Linked DNA regions of Homo sapiens: regions 2 and 3 are each linked to region 1. Evidence: chromatin contacts called from ENCODE Hi-C or POLR2A ChIA-PET data. All regions are on one chromosome and are shown on one strand. Each heading gives the region's core, a stretch centred on a gene start or an enhancer-like site at or near the end of the contact. The rest is flanking DNA. Distances are from core to core; before and after follow the strand shown. Region 1 holds the start of VMA21 (vacuolar ATPase assembly factor VMA21). Region 2 holds the start of MTMR1 (myotubularin related protein 1). Region 3 holds the start of MTM1 (myotubularin 1).

The links. A loop is a pair of places that touch in the nucleus more often than their neighbours do. ChIA-PET counts read pairs that join two places held with the same protein, here RNA polymerase II (POLR2A). Pooled maps may share reads with other maps.
Region 2: a loop to region 1 is called in a map of CD8-positive, alpha-beta T cell, with 8 times the contacts of the local background. The contact joins the promoter of MTMR1 here to the promoter of VMA21 in region 1. A Hi-C loop is called at or near these places in 4 of 168 maps with a recorded cell type or tissue (CD8-positive, alpha-beta T cell, ascending aorta and naive thymus-derived CD4-positive, alpha-beta T cell), 8 of 37 single-sample maps with no recorded cell type and 20 of 50 pooled maps. POLR2A ChIA-PET finds 5 or more read pairs at or near these places in 5 of 52 experiments (B cell, CD4-positive, alpha-beta memory T cell, GM12878 and 2 more).
Region 3: a loop to region 1 is called in a map of OCI-LY7, with 23 times the contacts of the local background. The contact joins the promoter of MTM1 here to the promoter of VMA21 in region 1. A Hi-C loop is called at or near these places in 3 of 168 maps with a recorded cell type or tissue (CD4-positive, alpha-beta memory T cell, CD8-positive, alpha-beta T cell and OCI-LY7), 8 of 37 single-sample maps with no recorded cell type and 17 of 50 pooled maps. POLR2A ChIA-PET finds 5 or more read pairs at or near these places in 2 of 52 experiments (OCI-LY7 and activated CD4-positive, alpha-beta T cell).

Annotation. Positions count from the first base shown.
Region 1 is chrX:151,395,825-151,400,034 of GRCh38, reverse strand. It overlaps VMA21 (vacuolar ATPase assembly factor VMA21), which reads right to left and starts at 2,829. Exons shown (of 3, transcript NM_001017980.4): 1 at 2,674-2,829. The coding sequence starts at 2,726. RefSeq lists enhancers at 2,279-2,338, 2,399-2,548 and a silencer at 2,829-2,988.
Region 2 is chrX:150,691,488-150,695,979 of GRCh38, reverse strand. It overlaps MTMR1 (myotubularin related protein 1), which reads right to left and starts at 2,584. Exons shown (of 16, transcript NM_001306144.3): 1 at 2,304-2,584. The coding sequence starts at 2,449. RefSeq lists enhancers at 1,041-1,120, 1,141-1,240 and silencers at 2,134-2,273, 2,584-2,653.
Region 3 is chrX:150,566,027-150,570,746 of GRCh38, reverse strand. MTM1 (myotubularin 1) reads right to left here and starts at 2,126. Exons shown (of 15, transcript NM_000252.3): 1 at 2,085-2,126. RefSeq lists a silencer at 1,645-2,324 and enhancers at 3,609-4,530, 4,531-4,720.

The sequences.
Region 1 (4,210 bases), core at 1,580-4,079:
ACACAAAAGTATGTGAGATGACAGATATATTAATCTGCTTCACCATAGTAATCATTTTACTATATGTATGCCATAACATCATGTTATGAACCTCAAATATACACAATGAAATTTATTTAAAAAGAACCTGAACAAAAAACCCACAAAAACATTGAGTAAAATATATATTAAATATAACTAACCTCATGCCTATTTCTTGATCACATGCTCTGCACATGTGTGAGAAATTAAATGCTTACTGCTGTAAAAAAAAAAGTTCTAATATTTTCTTTTGGTACTTAAATGGATCATCTTTTAGCAGGCCTCATTTTGGTTATTACTGAGCTATACAACTCTCATTTAATATACATAAGCTCCCTTAAACTGTTTCCTACTAGTAAATTTTTAGAGAAATTTATTGTGTAATCCTCATGAAGAGTATGAGTGTCTGCAGTGGAGAATCTACAAAAAATACAAAGAGTCACTAATTGGCCAATTCTTTTGTGCACCCTAAAAAAAGCACTTGACTTTGGTGTTTCTATGGTGAGTAAAAAAGTATGTTTTAGGAATGCAACTTTCAGATTATCTAACTTGTTAAAGGAACAGAAAGGAAGTGTTAACTGATTGTTTTGTTCTTTACATGACCTCTCTTGAGTATCTATTATCTGGTCTGGCTTTTAAAAAGTTTATTATTGAAAAGATGATATAACACCATAAAAATGTTTTAAAGTAAACAAAATCACCTATAATCCCACCACCCAAATATAACCTTTCTACATATTAATTTCTAGCCCCCACACAATCTATACACAGCATACCTTAATAATTTATGGCTAATTCCTTCTCACTTCTCTCTTTACCTCAAACTTCAAAAATGTGACTACTTTTCTGTGTTGTGACCTCACTAATATGGGACTAAGCATTAAGTCAAAGTGTACATACAAACTTTTGAAAACTAGCAAACTTCCTCTACTGTTTATAGGACATTTTCTCCCTGGATTCCAGCCACAAGAGCTGTTGGTTTTGCTGATGCAAGCCACCTTGGGTAAAATCAGTGGCTTATCCAAGACAAAGCAACTGATGCTATTCAATTGATTTATCCTATGTATCTTTGGGTGTTACTGAGCAGAGATTTGTTAGAAGTGAGGAATGAGAAAGGCTGGAATTAAAGTTGTCCTCACACAAAGGAAAAAGTTCAGGATGAACCTTAATCTGCCTCCATTTATAACACCACCTAGTTTTCCCACTTCATACAAACTTCTGCAGCCAACATTGAGCAGACAGAGCCTACCACATTCCCTTTTGTAGCAAGTAAGACAACAGGAATTCTTTCTCCCACAGTCAAGATTTCACTGCAAATTCCATTAGGAAACCAGAATCAGTCTAGAAGGACTATGCTGTAAGTGTATCTAATAAAAATATGTTGGTATTCTCATAAATGAATAATTAAAAAAAAACCCACATTGAGGCTGGATAAAGAAAATGCGGTACATATACACCATGGAACACTATGCAGCCATAAAAAAGAATGAGATCATGTCCTTTGCAGCAACATGACTGGAGCTGGAAGCCATTATTCTAAGCAAATTAAGACAGGAAAAGAAAACCAAATACTGCACGTTCTCATAAGTGGGAACTAAACAACAAGAACAGATGGACACTAGGAGAGGAACAACAGACAGTGCGGTCTACTTGAGGGTGGAGGCTGGGAGGAGGGAGAGAATCAGAAAAAACGCCTATCGGGTACTATGCTTATTACCTGGGTGACAAAATTACCTGTACGCCAAGCCCCCGTGACATGCAGTTTACCTATATAACAAACCTGCGCATGTACTCATGAACCTAAAATAAAAGTTAAAAAAAAAAAAAAAAAACTCACAATGACCCTGTCGGAAAGAGAAGGCATCACAGAGCTCCAAAGATCGTGGGCTTTGGAGTCAGTGAGCTTGGTCAAACGTTAGCTTCAATTACATACTAACTTTGTCGCCTAATTCTGTAATCACTCACCCTCAGTTTCAAGTCACTTACCCTCAACTGCATCCTCTTCAAAATTGGGAAATCAAGCAGTTAGAGAAATTAAGAATTCTGACAATGTATGTAAAGCACGTGCACTGAGCCTGGCATACAGTAGGTCTTAACGAATGATAGCTAACTCCCTCACCACTCCCTTGCCTACTGGGGTGGGCCAGAACCACCTGCTCTCTCATACATTCCTTCAACTCAGTCACCAGCCTCTATCTTACTGATTCCCCAAGTGAAGCAATCTCACACCAGGGGACTATTCCCTTCTACTCCTTCATTCATACAGCAAACATTTATTAAGCCCCGACTATGCAGGCCCCCTAGGGAACACGGAGATGAAGGAGACTGCATTCCTGTCCTCAGAAGGCTGACCCTGCGGTAATGAAAGAGACTGCAATATAGACACAGCGAGAGAAAGTGCTAGGATAGGAGCATGAGCTGAAGGCCCACTGACCTATTCCCCATGACCCCGGATCCCTTGTTCCCGAGCGAAAGTTCGGGGCCGGGAGTTTAGACGTCTCAGGCTCCAACCTGCTTTCCCCGCCCCCTTCCCTGAGGCCAGGTCCCCGGGGTCCAGACCTCACGCCCACCCATTCAGCTAGGGCCTTCCCTCAAGCCCTGCTCCAGGCTGGGGCCAGTCCGCCTCGCGGTCCAGGCCCCGCTCAGGGCTACCTGAACTCAGGAGGCTGCAGTGCGTTCAGCGCCGCCTTATCCGGGCGCTCCATGGTGTAGCCGTGCCGGCACAGGCGCTCGGCGGCGGAGCTGGGCTCGGCGGCCGCGCTCAGTAAGCTCCGCGAGGGAACGGCCGAGGCGGTTCGCACCGGAAGTAGCGGTTCGCGCCGGAAGTGCCCGTTCGCGCCGGAAGTGCCCGTTCGCGCCGGGCGGCGGGCCACAGTACGCAGGCGCGGCGCGGCGCGGCGCGCCGCAGCGACGCAGGGCTGTTGCCGGCGCGGGGGCGGGCGCTCACATGACTTACCGGCGGTGGCTCCGCGGCGTGCGCCCTGCCAGGAGGGGCCTGTGCTCGAGGAGCAGGCCTGGCGAGTAGCCCAGCCACTCCACGTTGAGCCGGGACTTGCCGCGCAACATGGTCCTCCTGGGCGGGCGGCGGCTACGCCGCCCCCTGAACTCGCGTGAACACTGGTCCTCGTCTGCGTCTCGGTCGCTGAGCTGGGGGCCGCAAGGAGACCCGAGCATATGAGCCGCGAAGAGGGACTACCAGCCAGAGGGCTGTGGTGCTAGGCAACTGAGCGTATTCCGCCGACGACAACACAAAAAAGCAGTGCGCATTATTTCGCCACTACTTGAGCAAATAAATGCCTCATTAATTACTGCCCGCAGTGGTAGGAAGTCAAGCCCTTGGCAGCTGGGAGGAGTTAAAACACTCACCCGAGTCCGTAAAACTAGAGAATGTCAGAGTTCAAAGAGCTCTTGCTGAGAATGACTGTTCCAGACTCGATGCCAGTGACCCCCAACTTCCACTTAAAAGTTAAAAACATATTTTGCAGCTGCTCAGAAAGCCGCCAATGAGACAACAGGGACTCAAATAGTAAGAACAGATGGGCCTCCCGGGCCTGCGCAACCCGAGAGAGGTAAAAACGAAAGGGTGGGTAAGTCTGGAGTCAGGCTTGACAAAATTAAGTTGCCACTGGCTGCTAATAAGAGGACAGCCCTTAACATGGTCAGCGCCTGGAAAGGGCCGCTGACCACACAGCTATTTTCTGCACCACATGGATACAAAGACCACATCTGAAATCATGACTAAACCAGCAGCTTAGAGTGGTGGAAAGGGCAATGGACTGGGCAGCAGGAAGTCCAGGTTTTAGTTCAAACTGAATAATCCCCCTCTAGGGCTGACTGTGCTGGCTCACGCCTGTAATCTCAACACTTTGGGAAGCTGAGGCAGGAGGATTGCGTGAGGCCAGTAGTTCCAGAGCAGCTTGGGCAGCATAGCAAGACTCCGTCTCTAAAAAACAAACTGTAAAATATTTAATAAAAATAATAGTAATCTCTATCTGGGCCTCATCTAGACCTTTAGGTGAGTAAGAACCACCTAATGTAAGAACTTGGGGTACAAAGAGAATCTAGCTCTGGGGTAGGCAAACTGAGCCAGCCGACCTAATACATGGAGCCTACCACCTGTTTTTCTACAGCCCTGAGGTAAGAATGGTTTTTCCTTTTTAAATTGTTGAAAACGTCAAAAGAATAACAT
Region 2 (4,492 bases), core at 1,335-3,834, 700 kb after region 1:
ACACGCTAGAAAGCTGAGGTTTGCCTTGGAGTCCACCCGGCACTCCCCCCTCACATCTGAATGCTCACCATGTCGGGTCACTCTTACCTGGTAAGCATCTTGAAAATCCACCCAGCCCTATTCCTAGCCCAATTCCCTTTTCCAGACCTCCATCATTCTTCTGTGAACTCCACCTGCCTCATGAATTTAAGCCTCATCTATAAGCCCATGACTCCCCAGTTTGAATCTCCAGCCCAGACAACCCTGAACTCCAGGCTCAGATAGATCAACTATATCTTTGACATCTATTCTGGGACATATAATTGGCATCTCAAAATTGATATGTCCAGAGCGAAGAGCCTGCTATTTTCTAACCCTGCTCCACCTTAGAAAGACTTCTCCATCTCAGCAACACAATTTTCCCACAAGCTAAAATTTTGGAATTCTCCCAGATTCTTCTCTCATACCAACCAACCAATCTTCAGCAAACCCCATTGGCTCTACCCTGCAGGTCTTCAAATTACATGTAGTATCTGACCACTTCTCCCCTCCTCCGCTCCACTCTGGACCACCATCTCACTTGGCTTACTACAATAGCCTCCTACTGACAGTCTCTGCTTCAGCTCCTTCCCCTTTCACTCTATTGTCCACATAGCACCATGGAGAGCCTACTGAAATCTACAACAGATGATGTCACTCCTCTGCACAAAGTCCCCAGTGGCTCCCCATGGCCTCTGAGGCTCTCCACCATCTGGCTCTGTGACTTCTCTAACGTCATCCCTTACTTGTCTCTCCCTAGCTCCCTCCCTGCTAGTGACACCTAGTCTCCTCGCTGATCTAGGAACACTTGGCTCACATTCACCTCAGGGGCTTTGCACAGGCCTCTGACTAGAATACTATCACCCCCAGGTATCTGTATGGCTGGATCCCTCGCCTCTTTGGGGGCATTACTCAAATGTCAGCTTTCTCAGGCTTTCCCTGATCATCAAAATCTCTGAAGGAAACCAGAAGATGAGGCATATTTGGGGGTGACACATTCTGGTCTCCTTTGGCTTCTTAAATGATTCTGATGCATGCCCATCCTGAGTACTTCTGTGTTCGCCTCTACCACCTATCTCATTTATCACATTCGATTTCCACTGTTGGTTGGTTTGTATTCTCCACTAGATGGTAAGTCTAGCAAAATGGTAAGGCAGCAAAAGCCGTGTTGTGCTATTCTCTGAATCGCCCAGACCTCGTGTGTGGTTGAATATTTGCAGATGAGTGAAGTCCTCACCATTTCAAGTGCTGTCTTAGCTGTGACTGGTTTTCAGTGACACTAACCACTTGGGTGATTAATTTATTAAAATATATTGTAATTACACTGAGGTAGAAACAAAAGTGAAGGGAATGTTTCTTGTTTCTGTGCTTTTGGAAACTCCCAAAAGTTTGGCACAATGGGATGACCAAGACAGGCAGGAATGGGCATGTAAAACTGACTGAGCTACATTCCAACAGTGCATGCTGCCTGAGTGCACTCTGGTGTCAGGGAAATGGCCAAGTTGTGGGAAAACTGGATGTTCCGGGTTACACGATAGGCCATCTCTTGTCGTCGGAGGAGGCGGTGGCCCCTCCCAGTTCGACACGGTCACTTTATGTTTCTAACTGATTTCTCTTAGTTCTGCAGCTGCCTCAGAAGCAGTAGGCTTGCTTGTGTGTTCATGAAAACAATAAACTGGTTCCCTCAAAGTGTGAAGAACTGAAAGTAAATGGTTCTGTTTTCTTGCCTCCTGAGCAGTTTGGACGTTTTCCATCTCAGATTTTTGCCTCGATCTGCACCAGCTCCCACGCCCGCGGGGTCCCATCTCCCCGTCCTCACTCCCAACCCCCCATCAAAGACCCTAAGCAGCCACAGCAGAATTGGGGTCTTAAAACCACACGAGGCAAGGTGATGCTAGAAGAGGAGAGCCCGGGTGGGATCTCCCTCCCAAGAGGATTGGTGGCCTGGGCAGGGACAGCCAAGCGATCGCCAAGGGCAGCAGGTGGCGGCGCCGGAAGTGGTTTGACAGCTGCGAAGCCCCTCCCGGGGTTCCAGGAGCTGGGGCTCTCGGGGCGGAAGTGAGCCAGGTGCGCGGCCCGCAGCAGGTCCGAGGGCAGCAGTCCCCGGATGGGGCGCTGAGGTTTCCGGGGGTGGGGGGGAGGAGGGCCCAGAGGGGATGAAGAGGGGCCGCCCACCCCGCCACCGCCAGGCCCTGCGCAGCGCGCGGGGAGGGGGCGGGCTGGCCTCGCGCGGGGCCCTCGGGAGTCGGGGCGCGGGAGGCCGGGGCAGCCCGGGCCCCGCTTACCTGTCCAGGGTCTCCACGCTGGGCTGCCGGGAGCCGGCGGTGGCGCCCCCCGCGGCCCGAGGAGGCCTCCTGCCGCCCGCCGGCCCCGGGTTCGGGCCCCCGCCGCCCTCGCAGCCCGCCGCCGCCGCCGCCGCCGGCCTGTCCATGGCGCGCCGAGTCCTGCCGCCTTGGGGAAGCCGCCGTCGGGACGGGAGCGGCGGCCGGGAAGGTTTCGCTGCTTGCCTCCTGCCGCCCGCTCTATACCGCCCGCCCGCCTCAGGCGGCCGCCGCCATTAGCTGTCACCTGGCGGCCCCGCGTTACCCACAAGGCCGCGCGCGCGGGGGTCGGGGGGCGGGAGCGGGGGCGGGGAGGGCGGCGCGCGGGGCCGGCGCCGGGAACCCCCACCTCGCCCAGCCCCACCTGGGCGCTCGCCCACGGAGCCTTACAGCGGGGATCTGGGACCTCCTGCTCCAGCGACCTGGGTGCGTACAGAGCCACTGGGGTTCGGAATCCCCAAACGGATTATGCGTAGCGTGCTTCACTCTATAGTCACACCGGGTTGACTGCAGAGACGTGGGGTGTAAAAAGAAGTTTGAAGACATTCAAGTATCAAAAATGATTTCCCACCTCAGTTGTCCTTCCCGGAAAAGGTATAGAACAGCTCAAGCTCCCTCGGTCTTGACATCTTGAAGCAGGAGCAATTCCGTGCATTTTAGCAATTCCTCCCCACCCCATTCTTCCCTCCACTCTCCCCCTCCATACGCACCCCGCCGCCCCGCCACAAACCCACCCCCTTGCCATCTGTAGGGCAACCAAGTGTTCTGATGCCGCCCTCGGAGCTTCCGCCCATGGTTTATGTTAAGAGTAACATTTAACTTCTGTTGATTAAAAAATCACTGCTATGAACATCAAGCCAATATCTTGGTGAGGCATTTAGGACATTTGCTTTCTGGGCTAGATTTATTTCCTTGCTCATTTTGTTTGGGTTCGAATATCCAACAGCTCATCCCCTCTCACCTCACCCCTGATTAAGTTGGGAGTGGGTGTGTGGCTCGTGATTAAGCCTCTTTGCCTGTGATTGCTCTGGGTGTAGACAGGAGGCCTGCGACCCAGGTCTGGAAAAGAAGATATAAAGGGAACAATTTGCTCACTGTTAAAAGGCAGATCTGCAGACAGGGAGTTACTCATGCCCATCCCAGACCCATCCTGCCCCACCAGCTTAATAACTTCAAACTGAACTTTGAGGATATGATGCCTGAAGCCCCGACAGCCATCTTACGCACAAGAGGAGGTGAGCCTGGGGTAAGAAGATGACAGAGTGAGGAGGGCTAGGAGGAAGGAAAGGAAGATCCCCAGACAATAATAGCTCCTATCTCACACTGGAGAATCACCGACTGCAGGTTGCTGGCTTTCTAAAATTATTAAATCAAATGGTTAACCCACTGTTATGGACTGAATGTTTTCATCCCCCTGAAGTCCATATGTTGAAGCCCTAATTCCCTGTGTGATGGTATTTGGAGATGGGGTCTTTGAGAGGCAATTAGGTCATGAGGGCCAAGCTCTAGTCTGATGGAACTGGTGCTTTTTAAGAAGGGTCACCAGAGAGCTTGATCTCATGCACTCACATGCACACACTGAGAAAAGGCCGTGTGAGTACACAGCAAGAAGGTGGCCATCTGCAAGCCAGGAACAGAGCCCTTACTAGGTCCCTGCTGGACACTTAATCTTGGACTTTCCAGCCTCCAGAGTTGTGAGAAAATTTCTGTTGTTTAAGCCACCCAGTCTATGGTATTTTGTTTTGGCAGCCTAAGCACACTAAGACACCCACTTTTAGTTGGGTATTTTGTTACAAGTAGCTGCAAGCATCTTAGCTGTGCTGAGAATTGTCAGAAAGAAAACAGTGCAACTTTAAGCATATTTTAAGTACCATATTCTTTAAGAAACATTAGGCCAAAGAGGAATTCACTGTGACACTGTCATACTTCCAATTCAGTTAAGTACACTTAGGATTTAGAGGACAGAGATGAATCTGACATATCCCTGCCTAAGATGTTCACAATCCAGTGAAGGGGACAGACAAATTAACAATGACATTACAAGTTGGCAAGTGCTATAATGGGGACAATTGCACAGGATGTGGAACACCTACCCCAATCCATAGGAGAAGAGGAGGTCAGGAAAACTTCCCCAAAAAGGTGACATAAAACTG
Region 3 (4,720 bases), core at 877-3,376, 830 kb after region 1:
GATCATTTCAGATAAGAGGTTCACAGTACAAACCATTGCACAGGAAGAGAAACCCTTGTGCAAGGTAGCCTGAGAGTCCAGCAGACACCGGCATGAAATCAACAACCAATATTGACCTCAGCAGAGCTTTCTGTAGCTACAGTCAGCTATCTAACTATGAAAACAGCAAAGGATTTGAAAAATACCTCTCTAGGTATTTGAAATCACTTACTGTTTGCATGTCGGGGTGGGGGGAAATGTGAGTAAAAATGAGGCTGGGATGAGCTTACCATCTAAAAGACACTCATTGGAGAAATGATGACTCCAAAAAATCTCTTTGATTCAGAGATTTACTTTTGGATTTATTTCCTTTACTGGAGCAGCAGCTGGCAATCTAAAACTAGAAATTCAAAGTAATGCCCAAGTCATTCTCAATCATGCCAGCCTGTTTCACTGTCATTGTAAGGTTTCAGAGCTCTATTTTTTCTCATAGCGCTCATCTCTGCCAGAAAATATATCATTGTTTATTTTTTTATTGTGTGCCTCCCCACATATAAACTCTATAAGGCAGGGACCTCAGCAGTGGGGCTCTTTGCTGTCTTCCCAGTGCCCACCGTTGGCATTCTTGTGTTTGATGAATGAATGAAACCATCGACAACTTAATAAATGTAGTTAGAACTTTAAGTTAAAGAGACCAATCATTTACTAACTACACTAGAATCTACAAGCCCCCCGTGAATGTTATCCACCCTCAAGCACCCGGGAGGGTACTATACACTGGTGCTGCAGGCAGCACCACTGGTTCAAATCTCCCCCATGGTGTGGAATCTCTGAAAAGTAGATTTGATTTTGTGAAGCAGCCAAAAGCCATTCAGAATCAAATCTGGTGAATACATGATCGTGCCCAATATATATGTTGGATGAAGGCAAACGTGTCTGCAAAGTAACAGGCCTGATTGTCTTATTTGGTTGGTAAACCGATTTTGAAGGAAATTCAAAATGGTTTGCAGTCTAGCAAAATTGCTGGCTCAGTCTCAAGACTCTAAGGTGCTTATTTCACAAGGAATAATACTGAGCTGTGGTAAAAAGAATCCAGACTAGACAGACACCAAGATACCCCCAAAGAGCTGGCTTGTGATATTAGCTTTGCCATTAAGTTGCCCTGAAGCCCGGGACATATTAGTTACCCTCTCTGGGCCTCAGTTCCCCCATCCAGGAAACAAATGAACAATGTAAACTTCAGGATGCCAGTCAATTCTAAAATGCTATAATTTTATTCTTGTGAAGATCTGGTGTATCTGTTTCAAAACCAGTCGCAACCCACTTCGCCTCAAACGATGCGTGCGTCTATAAAGCTCTAATATAATTTTTGCAGCAGATTCACTTCTTACTTGCTTAGGCAAATACTAAAATTAGTTTTCACTTCCTGAGCGCAGCAAAAGACAGTTAAGGGAGGCAACCCGGCCACGGGCGCTTGCTCGTGCCTGTACATACTTCCGACTGCGTATCAGGGAACTAACCGTTCCCTCTAAGATCTTCCCTCAACTGTTGCAAAAGCAGATAAACCTCTCGTGTATGACACAGAAACACTGGCCGAGAGCGGCCATCGAGGCTTCGCGGCCAGTGCCGGGCTGCGGCCGCTCCGCAGGGCCCACCGGGGATGCGACGGACGCCCGCTCCGTGCGGAGGGCCAAGGCGAGGACCAGCCGCGGAGCGTCGCCGGGGAGGCAGGGCGGACGCCCGGCCCACTCACCGCCCCGGGACGGGGAAGCAAAGTCCAGGCAGTGGCTGAGACGTCCGCCCCCAGCTCCACGGCCAGCCAACCCCTACCCCCGTCCCGACCTTCGCCCGCCGCCGGCCGGCCACCTTGGGCGGGGAGAACGGGAGGAAGCCGGAGGTACCTGCCTGCTGCTCCCTGGCCTCAGCCCTGCCCCGCGGGGACAGCGACGGCGCTTGGACGAAACCCCCACCCAACCCTGACGGTGCGGCAAGGCCCCGCGCGACCCGCTGGCCCAAGGAGTCCCAACTTCCTCCTCCCGATCCCCTCACCACGGGTCCCCGCAGTGCCCGGCTCCGAGCCAGGCCAGCCGTGAGCGCGCACCCACCTCGGGCTCCGGGCGCCACCGCCGTTGCCAGGCTGCTCGGCTGCCGGGCCCTGCTCCGCCCCCTCTGGGGTCCGCCCCCCACGGCCTGCCCGCCCCCGGCCACCGCCCGCTGCCCGCCTCCCCGTGCCGGTTGGCGGGACTGCATCACGTGACGGGGCAGGGGGCAGGAAGAGTGCGCCGGGTCGACCTGGGGAGCAGCTCCGAAGGGCGGGGCTCTTCGCCCGAGAGGCTGCTGGGAAGCCCATTTTGAAGGGTCCGACGCATGGAGGCAGCTGGGAATTGTAGTTCGCAATATGGTGCTGGGGATGGGCGGGGCCAAGATGCCAGGGGCCATCCCTGTAAGGGAAGTTGGACTGGGCGCCGGGCGGAGGCGGCTGGGAAGCGTAGTCCCGGGACCCTTGTCTGGGTCTCCCCATTTTTCTTCAGTAAAGGGGAAATCCAGAGGGAAAACTTCTCTATACAAGACTTTAGCGGATGCCACTAAATTGAGCTATTATTGGGTACACAGGGTTGGCTGCGTAAAGTTGAGATAGTATAAGGGAAAAAGAAATTTCACTGACTCTGGGGCAGGATCTGCAATTCACAAACTCAACTAACAGCTGGGGTGTCCCTCAGCTGTGCCAGCACCTTTCCAAGAACGCAATTGAGACTTAGTGAACGGAAACATTTCAGTCCAAAATTCCTTCTACTTGTTGAGGTTTGGGTCAGACAACTATTGATACAGTAAAAAGAAAGGGACAGGAAAAAGAGAAGAAAGGCAAACTTCAAGAAGAGAATTCATTGTGTAATCAAATAAAACAAACAATCTGGGCCGGGCGCGGTGGCTCACGCCTGTAATCCTAGCACTTTGGGAGGCCAACGCAGGCGGATCACCTGAGGTCAGGAGTTCGAGACCAGCCTGGACGACATGGTGAAACCTCGTCTCTACTAAAAATACAAAAATTATCCAGGCGTGGTGGCAGGTGTCTGTAATACCAGCTGCTCGGGAAGCTGAGGCAAGAGAATCGCTTGAACCCGGGAGGGAGAGGTTGCAGTGAGCTGAGATGGCACCACTGCACTCCAGCCTGTGTGACAAAGCGAGACTGCGTGTCAAAAAAATTAAAAAAAGAAAAGACAACCTGGCACATAGAAAAATGAGCATAATATTCTTTGTACTGCATAATACTTATACGCGAGCAGTTCGAGTAAATAGGATGACTTTATCATGACCTGTTTTTTTTCTCTTGTATGTGTTAGTTCTCCAGCATCTAAAAACAGCATTTTACCTGATACCAGTGTATATGTGTACGTGTGTTTCTACATAGTCACACACATATACACATATATTCATATATCATTTATATATGCATATATATATGCTTTATTGAAGAGTCTAGACTTCTTAGAAGAGTAACAAAGCCATCCAGAATCCAACCCAACCCACTCTTTAGCCACTTCTCCCAGTGTGCCTCTTTTTGCTCTTCACCCCAAGCTCTGGCCTAGTTCCAGGGAACTTGATGCACTGGGTTTTTTCTTTCCTCCAGCCCTTTCCACTTGGTCCTCTCTCCTGGATTTGCCAAACTCCTGGAAAGACAGCAGAATAGCAGCTGCTCCTGGGCCCCCGCACAATTAGAAGTCTCCCCCACCCAGCCCTTCTTGTTGTACTGATGTCATCATTTGCTTACACGTCTGCTCTGCCAACTCCCCTCCCCAGACTATGAACTCCTTTGAATCTCATTCACTTTTGTGCTGAATTTCAAAGCACGCTCAGTAAATTTGCATGCTAGAGAGGCTCCCTGGTGGGCTGCTGAATAACTCTGGATTCCTGGTATCTGTGAATCTTAGGGCAGAGGGATAGAGGAAAATGGGGATGGGTGGAGGGAGGGCAGCAGCTGCCTGGGATACCTTGCATATAATAGGCCTGGTTAAGTGTCCCAAGATGAGGCCAAAGCTTTTCGATGGAGCTGGGAGGAGCTGGGGGTTAGGAGGTGGGGAAGGTGCAGAGCAGGGATGGTCTCATCCTAAGGAGGTAATTCCTGAAGATTTTTCCAGGGTCCAGCCCCAGCCCAGCCCCACCTCTAGAAAGATGCAATTCAACCAGAAAGGGCCAGTAGAGAAGATTAGCCTTTGGCCTGTGAAATGGAGAGAGTAACCCCTGCCGTGCCTGTCTCACGGTGTAGGTGCAGAGATCGAATGAGGCAACAGATGAGGAAGCACTTTGAAAACTGTAAAGGTTGTACACTATGGGCTGGGCGCGGTGGCTCAGGCCTGTGATCCCAGCACCTTGGGAGGCCGAGGCGGGCGGATCACTTGAGGTCAGGAGTTCGAAACCAACCTGGCCAACATGGTGAAACCCCGTCTCTACTAAAAATACAAAAAAATTAGCCAGGCGTGGTGGTGGGCGCCTGTAATCCCAGCTAATCGGGAGGCTGAGGCAGGAGAATTACTTGAACCCGGGTGGTGAAGGTTGCAGTGAGCTGAGATTGCACCACTACACTTCAGCCTGGGTGACAGAGTGAGATTCCATCTCAAAACAAACAAACAAACAAGGTTGTACACTATGGAGGGGTTACCGCCTTGCCCTTGGTGACATCGCTGTATTCTTGACTGAGCCTGCCCTCTTCCAGGCTGGGGCTGCACTCACATTTCAGTGTGTG